2 separate regions of the Homo sapiens genome follow, and region 2 is linked to region 1. Evidence: chromatin contacts called from ENCODE Hi-C data. All regions are on one chromosome and are shown on one strand. Each heading gives the region's core, a stretch centred on a gene start or an enhancer-like site at or near the end of the contact. The rest is flanking DNA. Distances are from core to core; before and after follow the strand shown.

Region 1 (6,152 bases), core at 1,749-4,248:
CACAATCAGGCTGCTCTAGTTTCTCTCTTTTAGAACAAACAGATTTTTCCGCTTGTGGCAACTACAGCTGGATTCCATTTGCAAGAGGGGTGGGGCTTGGGCCTGAGTAGATGCTCAGCAGAGGAAACCAATAGAATGGCTGAACCTTCCTTCATGGAAAGTTTTTGGGATAATAGGGCCATTTACGGTACTAAGAGAGTAGATTTTAAACAACAAGCAGGTCATGAGAAGCTACCTGGTAAAGGAATGTGAGTTGATAAGGAACAAGTCATTGAAACAAATCAACAGGCTTTTTTTTCTGGCTTTACAAAAATTGAATCTATTTGTCTTTCCCAGACTTAGTCTCTTCACCTGTACAGTGGGATTAACACTTCTGACCCCAGCAAAGGCAGAAAAGCAGGATAGAGCATCTCAGAGGAAAGACAAAGGATACAGGGAGTAGATGAGTCGAGTCACTAAGCAAAGACAAGACAGGGTTAGACCCCTCGTTCAGGCCAGGATGGGGCCTGCCTCCTGCCTTGCCCCACCAGGTCTCCAGGCCCCACACAGCTTTCTCTAGGATCCTCTCCCTGTCCTGCCCCAATAATTGTGGAGAGTTCGGGTCGTGTGGGGCAGGGCCATACCGGTATGGACGGTCTTGTGGCTGGCGAGGTTGCCCTTGTAGCGGAAGGAGGCCTGGCAGCGGTCACACTTGTAGGGTTTGTCACTGTGGGTCTGCAGCGTGTGCCTCTTGAGTGAGGCCTCCTCAGAGAAGCGGCAGTCACACTCATTGCAGAAGAAGGCCCCGTTCTCTGTTGGAGGGTGGTAGGGGGACACCAAAGTCAGCACGAGGAAGGGAGGTAGGGCTCTAAGGCCGCTCTCCTCTGTAGCTACCCCTTGTGCCAAACTGAACTCTCAGTCCCTCACTCACCCACCCGACATTCATGGGAGCTCGGAGCAAAGGATCTGTGGGGACTTTATTTTTCTTATCATTCAGAGTCTTAGCCATAGAGAAGGGAGAAAGGAGATGGACTGAATTAAGGTACAGAAGGGAAGCTCAAACCAACAGGTGCTCAGAGGGCCTGCGCCAGTTTGAGGAAAGCTCAACAGAGATTTTCTTTCCCCAAGAGCTCTGAGAATTGATTTTTAAAAATAAGTTTACAGTTTTATTTACATTTATACACAGAAGCCCTAGGGCAAGACCCTTTACCTCTGAGCCTCTCTCTGTATCTCTGTCTTCAAAGTCAGATAATAAATCCCTGTCCTGCCTACCTCACAGGAGGATATTATATTACACAAAATAAAACACAAAGCATTCCAGGAATGTAAGATATAGGTCAAATTCAATTCTACTTTGAGGTCACTGAAGGAGGAATCAATGACGAACACTCTGTGGTCACCCTTGCACCTATTTGGATTTCATGTCTCCAAATCCTCCTGTGAGACTGGGAGACCGAAGCTGATGGTGGAAGTGGGAACAGAGGCCCAGAGAAAAAGAACTGGAGTGCAGAGCAAAGGCAAACTAGCCAGGGTGCAGGAGGGGACAGTCCCCGCTCTCCCATCTATGGGTCCATGACCCTGTGCCAAATCTCTTGGTGTAAGCAGCTGATTTATTTTTTCATTTGTTGTAACAATTTGAAAATGAGAAGTCACGGTGATTTTACCCTGATTAGGTACTACTGGGCTCTATTACTGTAGCCAGAGCTGGGCGAAGATTTAGACTTTTTTGTCTGGTAAAAACTGGGAATGCCAACCACCAACTATCCAGAAACTGCAATTTAATAATTCTCTTCAACTCTTTTAACTCGACTAATATTACTGAGTTCCTACCCCATGCTAGGGACTTACTACTACCTATGGGGGATGTGAGAATGAATAAGGTCAGATGCTTCTCCTTACAGAATGTACAGCCTGGCAGAGAATAACATGCACACAGGTCAGTCCTAGTCATTTTGGTATAGAGGAATGGAGAAAGCTCTGGGAGTTACAGCCAGCCCCACAAGCTACTTTTGCTGGCATGAAGCTAAAATGACTGTATGGTAAGTCTTGATTACCCCAGATCAACTCTAAAACCCCATCCCTTGCTTTGGTTAACCCAGTTCCCCAAGAAGCGAAGCGTGGGATGAACGGCTGGTGACTTGGAGTGCCAGTGGACTTCCAATTGAGGACTGCTCCAATCAGAGACAACAGCATAAGTAAAATGGAGCACAAAACCTATGGAGCAGAGGGGCCTTCCTTCTCCCTGACAAGAGGAGGGAGGGAAAAGGACTCACCACAGCTAGAATCTGAGTACTCAGACTGGGTCTCTCCCATCTCCTCAGGGAACGTGGGGCCAGCGGTGTGGAGGCACATCTCTGCATGCTGTGGGGACTGAGAGCCGCAGGACGTGCACTTCGGGGGGTGCATGTAGAGTGGTGAGTGGCTCTCGCTGCTGCTGCGGGGAGAGCCCGTCATGGACCTATGGACAGGAGTAAAAACAGCCTCAGCACCTGGGGCAGGGCCTCAAGACCACCCTCTCCTCCCTGTGTGTAGGCAAGCCCAGAGGCCAGAGCTGGGCTGCCCACTCAAGCTCTGAGACCCCAGAGTTGTCCTCAAGTTTATCTCCAAACAGTATCTGCAGAAAGATCACTGACCAGGGTCAAACTGAGCCAGAGCTTCCCCGCAGCCCACAATCTCTCTCAGTCCAAGGGTAGTAGGATGGTCCCCTGCTACATCAAGACCACAGGAAGTGCCTGTGGGATTTACAGAATGCTATTCTGCCCCAGAAGGGAATTATCTCTCTTGCTATGAAAAAATATACACTACTTAAGTGTAAAATACTTCCTTACTCAGACTAACTCAATCTATAGGCACTGATTCCACACCTCTAATAGGCTCAGCAATTCAGGCAAGAAAAGAAGAAACGACATGGAACCCTGCCCAGGTAACCCCTGACCTCAGACCCAGACAGTCTCTGAAATCACCTGTTAACGATGTTATTGAGCCGGCTGGCTTGTGGGATGGTGGAGTCCTCCCCGCTGGCACTCAGCTTGGTTGGGGACTGGAGGTCAAGGTTCTCAGGCTCCATGGGTGGCTGGCAGGCAGGTGGGGCCGTGTAGGCTCGTGGGGAAAGGCGGCCCAGCTCAGCCTGCTCAGGCCCCTCTGGTTTGGCATTCTGGTTGAGGCTGTTGAGCACGATGAACTTGTATTTCTTCCAGTTGCAGGCTTTGGGGTCAGTGGGGCTCTTGGCTGGAGGGGAGCCAGAAGCCTGGAGGATGCAGGCATTCTTACTGCTGCAGGACTCTGTGGGCGAGTTGGGCTGGCAGTCAGATTTCTGGGGGCTCTGTGGACTAACCAGACCCTTCCGGTTCAGGGGTGCATTGGGGGGCTCGAAATGCAGGGCAATCTCATCTTCCGAGGAGGGTCTCTCTTCTTCTTTGCTGGCCTTGTCACAAGGGAAGTAGGGGGCATTTCGGGCTGAGGGGGCAGCAGGTTTGAGGCCCTCAGCCACACTGTAGTGCATATCACTTCGTGCCTCTTCTGGGATTGTTTCCTTGGGTGAATAGATATTGCTGTGGCACACATTGGGGGACACCTCCAAAGTCGGCCGGCTGTACTCACCAGGGACTGGCCTGGCACTATCACATGGGAGTGCCCGCTCCTTGGGGAAGGGGTTGGCCACAGGCATCCGGACATCCCGAAACTCCTCATCGGAGAAGAGGAGGCTGCTGACAGGGAGGTGGCTGTACATGGAATAAGAGGCTGGCGGTGTGGACAGGCCACTGTACAGGCTGGGGGCAAAGGCTCTGCTCTCACACCCAGGGGCGCTCCTCAGTGGCAGGTTGTTCTCCACCACCTCACGACCCCGATAGGCCATGATGTCTTGGGGCATCAGCATCCGGCTGTTGAGGAACTCTTCACGAGGAGGCTTGATGGCAGAAACCATCTCTGCTTCACTGTGAAAGAAAAAAAGAGGAAAGACACCGGCCCCAAATCAGAACTGTTAAATAGATGACCTTCCAGTGACACTTATATAACCACATCTGTGTTTGAATTAGCTAGACATAGGTGACGTGGCTCTGGAGCAGGGAACCACAATTACAACGCATTTATGCTAGAAGCCTGGAAATCCAGCCTGAAATTGGGAAGACTGAGTCCCAGAGAAGGGAAGTGAGTTTCCGGCATGATCTATGCCTGATTAGACATAATCTTGTATGTTTAAGGCACATATCTATGCATGTGTGTGAATCTATAGCTCTTCTGATGTTATGAAATTTTATAGCTCACATAAAACTTTCAAAGCCCTTATCTCACTTCACCCATGCAAAATCCTGAAAGGAAGGAAAGGTGGTTATTATTATCTCCATTTTACACATAGGGAAACAGGAAAAGAATTTATACAATGTTGGTATGACACTTTTGGAGGATCATACACAAACGAGTAGCCTACTGAAGAAAGAACTTGTCCCAGATGCTGATGAAAGTTTACATAAAGAACAGGCAGCAAATGCCAATGTATGAATCCCTGGTCTAGAGCAGCCAGACCTGGTTTGCAAACCTAGCTGTGCCACTTAGCAGCTGGTGACATGGAGCCAGTTACTCAGCCATTCTAAGCACAAGGCCTGAGCCACTGAAAGTACTTGTAAATGACAGCAATGATGATCTTGCCACCGTCATCACTCACAGGAGACAAAGAACTCTAGCTGTATATACCTGAAGGAACATCATGTGGGTGAAATAAATAGGCAAGCTCACCATGATCACAGTTAACGGAGCTAGAACCCATAAGAAGGTTAAAGAGAAGCCAAAAAGAGAAGCTTTCTAACTGTCCAAGGTATGCTGTGTGGTTCTGGGAACACTGAGTTCCTGGCTCCTGGAGGTTTTCAAACACAGCCTGGAAAACCCTTCTGTTTGAGCGAGGATGCAATCACCCTAGCATGGCTGGATCAAAAGGTTCTAAAGAAGTTAAGCTCTGAGTCTCTGTTGCACTTAGTGAAGCTCTTCACTTCTTTGGATCTCAAGTTCCTCATCTTTAAATGAAGGTCATGTCTTATCACCCCTCAGGTAGGAGATTAAACTCAGTGAACTCCATTCAATTCAATAAATGTCCTGCCTAGTAGGAGCAGCGTGACATAAAAGGTGAGTAAGATAGCCCCTATAACCTTGAGTAGCTCACAGTCTGGTCGGGAACTAAGGCACATATGTAAATAGTTATAATAGAAGTCTAAAGGAGAACTAAAATACATATGCAAATATTAAAATAGAAGGAAAGTTTAAAGCACCAGCAAAATGCTTCACAACACAGAGGAAGAGCTGAGGGAGGAAAAGTGTTAATCAGAAACACTTCCATGGAAGAGCTGGCATCCAAGATTAGCCTTGCAGGATGGGTGGGAGGAGAGGGTATATTAAGTGAATGGAAGAAAGCAAGATGCGGTAATGCATAGGACATACCTGTATAGCCACAGGAGTTAAGTCTGCCTGGGGCACAAGAGTTAAGAAGAGCAGAAGTGTGCAACAAGAGTGGAAATGTGGGTTGCAGCATATCATAGAGGAGTATTTTTTCTGTATGCATGAATTATCAAAGGTTTCTGATCGGGGACTATCTCTTCCATCTCCGACGCTTCCACCCGGGTAGCAACTCACCTGGCCTTAATAAACTTCCGGCAAGTGTCCACAACATGCTCCATCTGCAGGTACATAGCCGTGGCCATCACAGCCATGATGTTGCCCTCCCGCAAATTGAGCCGAGATGTGTACATGAAGTCCAGGAGGATGCAGAATCCCTCAGGGTTGATCTCAGGATCTAGATTGATCACACTAAGGTTGCATTTCAACTGGTCTGTAAAGATGCTATAGAACAGGCCACTGTAAAACAAACAAATGTCCCACTATAGTAGACATATCGAATCTGTGATCCCTTACAGTCAGCACTGATACTCAGCCCCTTTCCCCTGGGCCTACCTCCAGAACTTCTACGGTAATTAATAATAGCTGCTATTTATGGAGAGCTTACCAAATGTCAGGAGTCATTAAGCACCTTACATACATTATCGTTTGCTCCTTACAACGCTGCAAGGTAGGTACTATCACTCTCTGCCTTTACAAATAGGGGAACTAAGATCAGGGGGGTTAAGTGAATATTCTTAAAGTCACAGGGCCTGTTTTCCTTTTAGTCTTAACTGTACAGATTACCA
Region 2 (6,152 bases), core at 2,393-4,892, 2.2 Mb after region 1:
CTCATCAGCAGACGCTTCCCAAACACTTCCTGGCATCCATCTGTACATGGGTTGATGCTATATCCAGTTAAGCATTGAACACCTCCTCTTCATCCCCAGACAGATGCCTTCTCCTAACATTCCTGGGTCCTAAGCAATTACTTTCTAAGATTTTCTCTCCTGCAAAGAACGACTGTATGTTCAACTGCTTCCTACTCTTTCTAATTCATGGCCCCATAGCCATCTCCAACTCAGTTCAGTGGTCAAGCTGAATTCACCATTTTCTCCCCAAGAACCTGCTCTGTTCTTCACGTAGGCTCTCTCTCGGTAAAGACCAACATCGCTCACCTATTTGCCTTAAAAGCCCGACCATGGTTTCCTGCATCTGATAAGTCACCTATTCTGTTCTATCTGCTGTCTCTGCCCCTTTCTCCTCAATGCACTATTGTTGCCGGAGTTTAGGTCAGGGTTTCTCAATTTTGGTCTGATTGACATTTTTAGACCAGATAATTATTTGTTGGGGGGTGGGAGGGTGGTGCTGCCCTGTGCCCTGCAGGATGCTCAGCGACACCCCGTCCTCTCTACCTACCACAGGTGTCAGTAACAACCTCCCCCACCAACCCCCAGATATTGCCAAATGTCCACTAGAGGGCAACATTGCTCCCTCTTTTTTTTTTTTTTTTTTTTTGAGATGGAATTTTGCTCTTGTTGCCCAGGCTGGAGTCCAGTGACGCGATCTCGGCTCACTGCAACCTCTGCCTCCCGGGTTCAAGCGATTCTCCTGCCTCAGCCTCCCAAGTACCTGGGTTTACAGGCGCTCACCACCATGCCCGGCTAATTTTTTATATTTTTACCATGTTGACCAGGCTTGGTCTCAAACTCCCGACCTCAGGTGATCCACCCGCCTCGCCCTCCCAAAGTGCTGGGATTACAGGAGTGAGCCACTGCACCCGGCCAATCGCTCCCTCTTGAGAGCCACCATTGTAAGCCCTCATCATCTCTTAATTACTGCCGCAGCCTCCAAATTGCTCTCGCTGTTTCACTACTCACCCTCACATGCTTCTAATGAATCCTACTGGCTTATATCTGATTATATCTCTTTCCTACTCACAGCTCTTCAATGGGTCCCTACTGCTTGAAGTTTCAGGTCTACTTTTCTTGGTGTGCTTATAAGAAGTTGCTTTACACCTGTCTCTTCTTTTTTTTTTCTTTTATTTATTTATTTATTTTTTATTATTATACTTTAAGTTTTAGGGTACATGTGCACAATGTGCAGGTTAGTTACATATGTATACATGTGCCATGCTGGTGCGCTGCACCCACTAACTCGTCATCTAGCATTAGGTATATCTCCCAATGCTATCCCTCCCCCCTCCCCCCACCCCACAACAGTCCCCAGAGTGTGATATTCCCCTTCCTGTGTCCATGTGTTCTCATTGTTCAATTCCCACCTATGAGTGAGAATATGTGGTGTTTGTTCTCTCTTCTTATTCATACCTTTCTCTCTTCTTTAGGTTTATTTTGCCTCCCTTCTCCTCACCTTATATTCCAACTTCTTAACTTACCTCAAGCTCCCTGAATGTAACACTTTCAAAAGAATTCCCTAATCCGATTCTGAATTAAGTGTTTCTCTGGATGCTCCCATTATATTCTACGCTTTCTTTTATTCCTCACATTAATCCATCAGCAGGTGCAGCTGGTCTACCTCCAAATTGTATCTCAAATCTTCCATCTCTTTTTACCTTCTCTATTACTACTCCAGTCCAAGACCACATGTTAGCTAAAGTAATCTTCTGTATCCTGTAACTCTCCAGGACTGGAGGAGATATGTGTGTGTGTGTGTGTGTGTGTGTGTGTGTGTGTGTGTGTGTGTGTGTGTGTTGGGGTGTGGGGACTACATGACTTTCCACTAGTTAGAATACAATTCGCATTTCCCAATCAGCCTGTGGAATCCGACTCCTGCCGCCTCCACGTCCTCTACTGAAGCCACTCTCCCTCTTGTCTGCCATATTCCAGATGCTCTGGCTTTCTTTGTTTCTTGGTGACTCCAAACATCTTATTGTCTCTGGGCCTTTGCAGCTTGTCCTCTGCCTGGAATACTCTCCTCCAGACATTTATCCTAGTGGACTTCTAATTTATTAGGTTTCAGCTCACATGCCACTTGTTTGGCGAGGCCTCACAATTTGCCGCTCCTACCCTTTCACTCCAGAATCAGTTGTCTTGTTCCATTTTCCACACATCATTGGTCACCGTGTGAAAAATCTCTCGATTATTTATTTATTTTTTACTTTTTTGGGATCTGTTTCCTTCCACTAGAATGTAAGCTCCAGAAGAGCAGGGCATCTTATCTTCTTGGTCACTACTGTATTTTCAGTGCTCAGAAAAGCCACTGACATGTGGCAAGAGTTCTATTTTCTTTGATGAGTAAATGTGTAAATGGATGAAGCCTTTCTCTGTCTAAAATGCCTCTCCCTAAAGAAATTGATCTTTTAAAGCTTTTTTTCAAATGCCATCTCCTCAAAGAAGCCTTTTTGGATTGCTTTTTGATATCCCTCAAACCACGCATTTGCTGCTAAGGATTCTTACCAAAACTTGCCTTGTGGTTTAATTAGTTGGGTCCTTGTATTATTTCTCCAATTTGACTTCAAGCTCCTTGAAAATAGGAATTATATCCTACTAGTGTGCATTCCCCATAGGCGGTCTTTAACACAGTGCCTGCGCACAGTAAGTTAAATAAATAACTATTTTATGAATTGAAAACAAAGCCCCTTTCATGCAAGAGCTTGTAATAAAAAATGTTTACAAAAAGGCAACTAAAAGGACTAGATATACTAAATAACAGAAAATTAAGTTGCTGCCACATCTAAATAAAAAGCCCAAGTACTACTTTACAAATATAAGGAAAACAATCTTTTTTTTTTTTTTCAAGACAGAGTCTCACTCTGTTGCCCAGGTTGGAGTGCAGTGGTGCGATCTCGGGTTACAGCAACCTCCACCTCCTGGATTCAAGTGATTCTCCTGCCTCAGCCTCCCCAGTAGCTGGGATTACAGGCATATGCCACCATGCCTGGCTAATTTTTGTAATTTTAGTAGAGACGGGGTTTCGCCATGTTGGCCAGGCTGGTTTCGAACCCCTGACCTCAGGTGATCTGCCCGCCTCGGCCTCCCCAAGTGCTAGGATTACAGGACTGAGCCACCGTGCCCGGCCAAGGAAAACAATCCTGATACTTAACAAATCGACACACATACAAAGCTTTCACATCTGTTGACCACAAGAAATGATTGTAATCTTGTTTCTCATTAAGGGAAAGAAATTCAAGAGCTGGAACCAATATATATGAAGCTTCGAACATCCTTGCATCCTTAAAAGGATGTTGCTAAATACTCCTTGAGAACTGAGACCCTTTAAAGTAATTCATAATAAGCATGAGAATCGGCCAGCTCTAATGACTTGTTCATAGGTAGGCATTTTTTTTTTCTGAGATTCAATCTGCAAAAAGACGTCTAGGCCAGGAACTCCCAAACTCTGCTGCTGCACGTTAGAATCACCTGGGGAGCTCTTAAAACTCCTGAAACACAGATGTTAGTAGTTTGTAACGATCAATAGATGATCTCCACGTGTAGCAAAGAATGATTCACAGCCTGGGCTAATTTAGCTGAGGAAAAAGTTCTGGTCATTTCCCACTGTGGCCACTAGATGCCGCTACGGCCTGAAGACTGGAGAGGTTTTCTAGTACTTTTCCATCAGAGGAAGGGACGCTGGCGTTGATGTTTCCTATTACAAAGGAGCAAAGAGAACTTACTTTGTGTTAGCTTATTTTGAGAGAACAATACCTTGGAAAAGGGAGTTTGGATACTGAATGATGAAATAGATTAAATGTCTGCTGAATTGAATACTAGAATAGTGAGGTAATATTTCAATAATTTTATCTTCACTGTCTACCCATTGACATAGGTTCCTTAGTTTAAAAAAAAATGCTTTGATGGAATGCTAACATTTTGGAGATGGAAAATACCAGGATATAAAGTAATGATAGGGGAAGGCAATTGTTTGCTGCTCCCTTGAGGTTTTCAGGACTCTGTGCTCTGGTCCTTTTGTCAGGGCCTTTCTTTCTTTTTCTTCTTCTTCTTTTTTTTTTTTTTTTTTTTTTTTAAGACAGAGTCTCACTCTTGTCGCCCAGGTTACAGTGTGGTGGAGTGATCTCAGCTCACTGCAACTGCAGCCTCCACCTCCTGGGTTCAAGCGATTCCCCTGCCTCAGGCTCCCGAGCAGCTGGGATTACAGGTGCGTGCCACCACGCCAGGCTAATTTTTGTATTTTTAGTAGAGATGGGGTTTCACCATGTTGGCCAGGCTGGTCTCCAACTCCTGACCTCAGGTGATCCACCCACCTAGGCCTCCAAAAGTGCAGGGATTATAGGCGTGAGCCACCACGCCCAGCCAGGGCCATTTTTTCTATGCCTGGCTATCGTCTTTGCTTCTAGGTCTGAGCTTATAGAAGTCTTCCTTGATTCCCTGCTACAAAACATATACTGTTCTCTTCTTACAGCGTATTTACTAGCTGTTCTGTCCAAGCTCCTCATAGTCCAGGACCTTGTTCTGTTCACCCTTCTACCCCTAGGGCCTATCTAGCAGAGTTTCCAAGGCAGATAATAATAGCTCTTCTGTACAATAAAAGGTCACAATAGGTCTTTTGTAAAATATGTGAAAGAATGGCTTAGGGAATGTGGGGAAACACTTTGTAAGTTAGATTTGATGGTGAAAAGTATATGAGAAAAACGCATTATTTTTAAATAGTTTCTGATGAAATTGGATTCAACTTAGGAACCTAACAAGGAAAACTGGATAGAATGCCAGTTTTAAGAATAGAATTTCATAGCTTCATCAATACTTAGGGCTGGAGAAGATTTGGAGGTCATCCAGTTAAGCCTCTGCTACGATGTTTTAGATTCCATTTCAGCGTTCCATGCTAAGCAGTTGCCTGGGCTTTGATTGGAGCCATCCAATCAGTGCTTCCAAAGCAGACAATTCTGCCAAACTGTGGTGACTATTTGAAAGTTATTCCTTGTGTGGAGCCCAAATTTTCCCTCCAGGGCTTCTACCCATTGGTCTTAATTCATACCGCTGCAGCTCCACAGGTGGAGACTATGACATCTGCCCACGGGCTTCCAAAACGATGAGATCATGGTCTCCTCCTAGCTAAGTGTCCTCAGCTAGTTTGCATATAATAATATTGAAATACTTAATGTAATAACAGTAATAAGTAATAATAATCTTTTAGGTTTCCTTGCCCTCTTTCAAATACGTTTCATAAATGATTCAATACTATTTCTTATGATTTGCGAGAAAACAAATCCGTCTTCTGGGTGACCAATAAAAAGTGATTCCTCCCTGATGCCACAGAGTTGTTTTGGTTTTTGTTTTTGTTTTGAGACAGAGTCTTGCCCTGTTGCCCAGGCTGAAGTGCAGTGGTGCGATCTCGGCTTACTGCAATTTACGCCTCCCAGGTTCAAGCGATTCTCCTGCCTCAGCTTCCCGAGTAACTGGAACTACAGGCGCATGCCACCACATCCAGCTAATTTTGTATTTTTAGTAGAGATGGGGTTTCAGCATGTTGATCAGGCTGGTCTCGAACTCCCGACCTCAAGTGATCTGCCCACCTCGGCCTCCCAAAGTTCTGGGGTTATAGGAGTGAGCCACCACGCCCAGCCTTACAATTTGTTAATAAGCTCAAGACAGATTAGTGACTATCAAATATCATTGACACAGCTATTTCTACAAACATCTTCACTTACTAGAACATATCTGATTAAGAACTGCCTTTACCCTCTTCTTTTCCTCAGACGAAGCAATTTAAAGGACTTCTCAGATAAAGCAGTTCATGAAGCAAGCCTAATTGGCTTTCTGGGCGGGTGAGAAACTCACCAATTCTCTATAAAGTGGGTCCAAGGTGAACCACAGAGCCACAGCACACCTCTTTCCCTTGGTGACTGCCTTCACCCCATGAGGGTTCTCTCCTCCAGATGAGAAGCTGATCATGCGCCCACATTTTGGTTTTATAGAGGCCTGAGAAAGAAAGCAAAAATTAGACTTTCAATTGTTGTATCATAAACATTTCCACAACTCCTGCTTCTCTGGCTATGAGATTATTTGAGTTAAGGCCTGAGGCGAAG

Evidence for each region. A loop is a pair of places that touch in the nucleus more often than their neighbours do. Pooled maps may share reads with other maps.
Region 2: a map with no recorded cell type shows a loop between it and region 1 (5-fold over the local background). The contact joins two enhancer-like sites. A Hi-C loop is called at or near these places in 2 of 168 maps with a recorded cell type or tissue (CD8-positive, alpha-beta T cell and naive thymus-derived CD4-positive, alpha-beta T cell), 1 of 37 single-sample maps with no recorded cell type and 10 of 50 pooled maps.

Annotation. Positions count from the first base shown.
Region 1 is chr3:187,726,108-187,732,259 of GRCh38, forward strand. BCL6 (BCL6 transcription repressor) reads right to left here. Exons shown (of 10, transcript NM_001706.5): 4 at 5,602-5,823; 5 at 2,943-3,914; 6 at 2,253-2,437; 7 at 624-791. All of the region lies in intron 2 of LOC100131635 (hCG1645011-like), which reads left to right. Among named protein-coding and RNA genes, the nearest start is that of BCL6-AS1, 14 kb to the right of the region's middle. Within about 2 kb of position 2,999, at least 3 of the 41 ENCODE cell types and tissues checked have a DNase peak (open chromatin) inside an H3K27ac peak, as active enhancers do.
Region 2 is chr3:189,958,054-189,964,205 of GRCh38, forward strand. It overlaps P3H2 (prolyl 3-hydroxylase 2), which reads right to left. Exons shown (of 15, transcript NM_018192.4): 14 at 5,905-6,045. Among named protein-coding and RNA genes, the nearest start is that of MIR944, 130 kb to the left of the region's middle. Within about 2 kb of position 3,643, at least 4 of the 41 ENCODE cell types and tissues checked have a DNase peak (open chromatin) inside an H3K27ac peak, as active enhancers do.